Linked DNA regions of Homo sapiens: region 1 is linked to region 2. Evidence: chromatin loops called from intact Hi-C (ENCODE). Cell type or tissue: CD14-positive monocyte. All regions are shown on one strand. Links, peaks and the distances in the headings refer to the core of each region. The heading gives the core; the rest is flanking DNA.

Region 1 (2,914 bases), core at 232-2,731, 420 kb before region 2:
TTCTGCGATTGTTGAATGGAATATTGTGTATACATTTGTTAAGTTCATTTGTTCTAAGATATAGTTTAAATCCATTGTTTCTTTGTTGACTTTCTGTCTTGTTCCAGTTCTCAGAGGGCATGCTTTCAACTTTTCCCCACTTGGCTCTATTTTTGGTCTGGTTGGCCTCCTGCTGAGAGGTGGCACTTTCCCGAGAGTATCAGCTGCAGTAGTATAGAGAGGAACTTGTGGTGGGCAGGGCCCTAGAACTTCGAAGAGTATATACCCTTTGTGTTCAGTTACGAGGGTGGGTAGGCAAGGACCATCATGTGGGGGTGGGGCTAGGTGTGTCTGAACTCAGACTCTCCTCGCTCTGGTCTTGCTGCAGCTGCTGCTGGGGATAGGGGTGAGGTTCCCAGGTCAGTGGAGTTATGTTCCTAGGAGGATTGTGGATGCCTCTGCTGAGTCGTGCAGGTTGTCAGGGAAGTTGGGGAAAGTCAGTAGTCACAGGTCTCACCCAGCTCCCACGCAATCGAAAGGGCTGGTCTCACTTCCACCATGCTCCCCCTAACAGCACCAAGCCTGTTTCCAGGCAGTGGGCAAGCAGGCCTGAGAACTTGCCCCAGGCTACCCACCTCCCAGCTGCAACAGAAAGTAGGACTTTAGTTCTTTCCCTGCCTGTGGAGTCTGCATGCTGGAGGATTCGTGCCCTCCCCAAGTTCTGGCCAGGAGGCTTCTCCGCCCATTCAAATTGTTACAAAGTTCAGCTGGGGATTTCCTTCTCCTTGTGGCGTTTTCCCCACACCTCTGGCCACCCTCCTGAAGGATCCCTGTGATGACAGGCAGGAATGGCCTGCTTGGGGACCCAGCAAGCTCACAGGGCCTTTCCTGCTGCTTCCTCTACTCCTGTATTTCACTCAGCTGTCTACGTTGACTCAGCTCCAGGTAAGACCAGAATATTCTCCTGTAAACTAGACCTTCATTTTCCCCAGTGGGGGTGTGTGTTCAGGGGCAGAGGATCCCCCTTTCCCACTTCCACAGTATGGGCACTCACGGTATTTGGGGTGTCTCCTGGGTCCTGCAGGAGCAATTTGTTTCCTTTACAGGATCCGTGGGTCCTCTTGGATTTCCTAATTTATTCCTGCAGTCGTTCTGGAGCTAAAATTCATGATGTGAGCCTCCACACACTGCTCTGTCTGAGTCAGAGCTACAATCTAATAAGTAATAAATAAACTTTTTTATTTTAAATAATTTTAAATTTACAGAAAAATTGCAGAGGCAGTACAGACACTTCTGGTATACCCTTTACACAGCTTCCCATAATAGTAACATCTTACATTAACTATGGTACATTTTTCAAAACTAAATAATTAACTTTGGTACAATATTATTAACTACATTCTCTACTTTATTTGAATTTCACCAGATTTCCCATTAATGTTCTTTTTCTACTCTAGGATCGCCCACTGAATTTAGTTCTTCTGACTCCTGCTCTGTATTTCTCAGCCTTTCCTTGTTTTTCACAAACTTGACAATTTTGCGGAATGATGGTCAGATATTTTATAGATTGCACCTCAATTTGGCTTTTCTACATTTGGTTATGAATAGACTAGGAATATAGGTTTTAGGAAAGAATGTGATCGAAGTGTAGTACCCTTCTTATTATATCATATCAGGGAGTACATGATATCAATGCGATTTATCACTGGTGCTGTTAATCTTGACCATTGATTAAGGTGGTATCCGCCAGGATTTTCTACTCTAGGTGCACTATTTTCCCTTTCCATACTCTGCTCTTTGGAAGTGAGTCATTAAGTGCATCTCACATTTGAATGGAGGAGAAAGATTACATTCCACTTGTTGAAGGGAAAAGCACCTTCTATATTATTTGAAATTCTTCTGTAAGGACGATTTGTCTCTGCTCTCCATTTGTTCATTTATTCAGTCGTTTATTTATATTGTAATATTATAGACTCAAGTGTGTTTATTTTATGCTTTGGGTAATCCAAACACTATGCTATTTATGAATTTTTATCAGAACATGGATGAGGAAGTGCTTACTTAGGCTGCGGAGGAGTTGGGGAGGTCTATGTCTTAAGGGTGGTAGTGTCAGATAGAGCAGGAAAGAACAACAGCAGTATTAGCTAAGGGGAAATCATGCCTAATAAGATAGTTTGTCAATATGCTGGTTTCTGTTTTTGTTTTTGTTTTGTTTTGTTTTGTTTTTGAGATCTTGGGCTTCCTTTTCAATGTTGATCTGTTAAAGGAGACATGATGTGTGACTATGTCTGCTTCTATATTTGATAATGATTTACATAAAGAGAATTAAGAAAGGTGAGAAAAGTGGCCTCCAGCAAGATAGAGACTTGCCTGAGGTCCAAAAGCTAGTTGAGGACACAGCTGTGGAAACATCCAGATAATGTGCCTCTTTGGTATCTAAGCAACAGCACTCCTAACAGCCAGTGTACACACACAACCCTGTGCTCCAAGACAGCTGTGTTGAAGACATCTTTGAAGCTGTTGTATTCTTCAGTTATGATAGTAACATGTTCTATTATTTTTTCTTGTGAAAGGGGGTTGAATCACCATGTGTGGCTCATGCTCCCCTAATCCCACATGTGTGTGAATGTGCATGTGTGTGAACCTATCTACAAGTCTGGATGTTCCTCAGAATCCTTGAAATCAATAACTGAACTCACTGTCTTCCTGGTGCCCTTCTACTGTACTTTCTATCTTGATCAATGATGCAATCATTCAATCAGGCTCCTTAGAAAGAAATCAGAGTGTTATTTTTGTATTAATCTCTACACATTTTCTTAAATTCTGCATTAGGAAGTCCTGTTGATTCTATTTTTTAAACACTGATTAATACCTCCCCTACTTCTCCATCACTACAGCCCCTTGTAAACCATGACTGCCTTTCATTTACATCCCA
Region 2 (2,914 bases), core at 224-2,723:
GCCATCACATCTGCATTTCAAGCAGTTGAATGAAGACATGGGAGATGGCCTAGCCTCCCTAGTTTTAGGAAGTCCCACACAACACTTCAAACTACATCTCATCAACCAGATGAGGTATATGCCACAGCTAGTGGGAGAGAAAGTAGGAAGCATGGTCTTCAGGCTGAGTGGCCACACGCAAGTCAGGGTTCTATTTCCACAGGTGGAGGAGAGCATGGAGGTGACAGCAGCTCAAGGGTTAGTCACAGAGATGGGACTTAGGAAGAGATGGTTGAGAGAACTGTTATCCCCGTCCGAGAGGGCAGAGAGTTAGACAACAGTCTCTATCATTGATGGAATAAGAAGCAGAGAGGAATTACATATTTAAAGCTATAAAGGTCATCACTAGAACTAAATCTAATGAAATTAGCTAAGAGACTATTTTGTAAGATTCCATTGTAATAGTCATTGAAGATTGTCCAAAATTGATAAGTCAAGCAATTGAATTACAAGCTCATTATTTAGAATTACAGAGGTAACTGCCAAAAGAACAAAAACATAGGAACAGTTGCAAGTGTTTACCCCACGAGCCTGAATGCGAGGGAAAGCAAGGGGCAGGACAAGAGGTACCTGCTCTCCTTACAAACCTTCTATGCTCTTGGATCTCTGTACCACGAGTTGGAACTTTGGCTTAAATTTTTAAATTAAATTAATGCAGCCTCTGCTTCCACTCGAGGCTGGGGACAGAAGAGAGAACCACTTGGCCTGTTGCTGACAGCTGCCATCCCCCATCCCCATGAAGACAGGGCCCTCAAGGAATGCAGAGGGCAAGGCTGGGGAGGCTTGGGGCATGGCCAGCTCTCCTGTCAGGGTGCCCCTTTCCAACTCAGCAGGGATGAGAATCCTCATCACCCGGAGTGCCCTCCAGGGGCCCACAGCTGGGAGCAGGAAGGGATACTGGGAATATTCCACCTGGGATGACACTCTGATGTCACGGGAGAAGGGGTAGGGTCGTGGGGAGGGGCAGGATCTTCTCGATGCCCCCACCCCTCGCTGGTCATAGGCACTGGCTGGCAAGAACGGGCTGCCTGGGGCCTTGCGCCGGCACCCTGAGCTGATCCCCCACATGCCATCGCGGTCATCCCATTGTACACTGTGCATTCATCGCCTCGGAACCATCCCGGGACAAAGTGCCAAAGTCAGCCATTAGACCAAAATGCTCACCAGGAAGCATTTTTGAGACAGTACCTCAGAATTTGAAATAGAACCACACTAAAAGCTGTGCTGCTTTGGAGAGGCAGAGACCTCTGCTTTCCCAAACCGTTTCTAAAATATCCTAGAGAAAAACAAAAAAGCCTCTCTGAGCAGCCACCTGTCAAGACAAAGGAGATTATCTTGGACTTTTTAAATGCCCTATGTTTGATATAGGGAAGGAACACTTTGGTTTCTTGATCAGAAAAGGTGTCACTCAGATCCTGTCTACAACGCAAGCAGAGCGGCTCTTGTCAAAGGCTAGACCACCCTCGTGTGGCTGCTTCTGTGAATGGCAATTCAGATTTGAAGAGCAAGACAGATCAGACAGCTTCAAAAGCGGGAAAACTGGCTGGGCGCAGTGGCTCATGCCTGTAATCCCAACATTTTGGGAGGCCGAAGCGGGCAGATCACCTGAGGTCAGGAGTTTGAGATCAGCCTGGCCAACACGGCGAAACCCCATCTCCACTAAAAATAGAAAAATTAGCTGGGCAAGGTGGCACATGCCTGTAGTCTCAGCTACTCGGGAGGCTCAGGCACAAGAATTGCTTGAACCCAGGAGGTGGAGGTTGCAGTGAGCTGAGATCACGCCACTGCACTGCAACCTGGCAACAGAGCGAGACTCCGTCTCAAAAAAAAAAAAAAAAAAAGGAAAACTAAGCTCAACAGTCAAGGCTGAACTAATTGCAGAAGAGTGTAAAATAATAATTTACTTCATTAAAAAAGCTGCAGAGCACTTTTCAACCCAGGCTACTTTTATTCTCTAGTCAAGAGCAGTTGTTTTCAAAGTGTGGTCCCGGCTTTCCAGTATGACTAGAAATTGGTTAGAAATGCAAATTCTGGCCTCCCTTGGCCCTGCTATGTCTGAAACTTTGAAGCTAAGGCTCTGGCACCCTAGTGTTAGCAAGGATTCTGACGCTCCCTCACTTTGAGAACTGTAGTTTGCATTAGATTTGTTACTGTCTGGCACCAAAAGAGAGCTGTTAGCCAAGGCATTGACCCTTCAAGGGACCAGGAAAACCCATCTAGACATTCTTCAGGTGTTTCAACAGTGAGAGAAAGTCCTTTCTTTGCTCCCTAGCTTAGACAGAGTCCCCAGCAGCAGCCCCTGAGACAACAATTGCACTGCAAGCCACTTATTTGAGAGGTGATCCCAGGGGCACCTGTTGGGGTATGGGGATGTGAGGTAGGGCAGGGGGAAGCCAGTACAGGGGCAGCACTGCAGGTGCCTGGCTCAGTCCCTGGGGAGCTCCGGGATGATGCGGGGTGTGCCTCAGAGATGTCCTGCCTGAGGGACTGGAAGGGTTGGAACCCTCCAATTCCCATCTGTCCTTACTGAAGGATGCTCTTGGGTGTTAACTCTGGGCATTCCTGCCCTGCCATGAGTAAGGTCCAAGACTGTGGCCAGAAAACCCTGGTCTGGAAAGGAGTGAAGAGGGTATCTCACTGTCTGCTCCACTCAGCTTTCCCAGGCTGCAGGGGGAGACAAAAAGTGCTTGCCGCTCACTTCTGAGCTCTCAAGACTCTTTGATTCCTTATTCAAAGCCCACTCATCAATCAAGGCCTCTCTCAAGTCCCATCTTTGCCAAGCACCTCAGCATCTCCCACTTGGGAGCAGCCTCTCTCCGCACACAGACCAGCCCTCAGATCCATGCATCACTAAAACGTCTCTGCTGATGCTGGG

The links. Peaks named below come from ENCODE experiments on the same cell type or tissue, not always from the same donor. Only the 100,000 strongest peaks of a DNase experiment are listed, where the experiment ranks them.
Region 1: a loop joins it to region 2, with 5 times the contacts of the local background. A loop is called at or near these places in 2 of 110 quality-filtered maps.

What each region holds. Positions count from the first base shown.
Region 1 is chr20:22,916,059-22,918,972 of GRCh38, forward strand. It overlaps LOC107985449 (a long non-coding RNA gene), which reads left to right and starts at 644. Exons shown (of 3, transcript XR_001754537.2): 1 at 644-924. In CD14-positive monocyte, for the core only: no CTCF peak of the experiment used is centred there; no DNase peak of the experiment used is centred there; H3K27me3 peaks cover 2,094 bases.
Region 2 is chr20:23,339,198-23,342,111 of GRCh38, forward strand. The region is part of intron 1 of NXT1-AS1 (NXT1 antisense RNA 1); the gene reads right to left. Among named protein-coding and RNA genes, the nearest start is that of NXT1, 10 kb to the right of the region's middle. RefSeq lists a silencer at 1,427-1,476. In CD14-positive monocyte, for the core only: CTCF peaks have their summits at 1,513 and 1,712; a DNase peak (open chromatin) is centred at 1,484.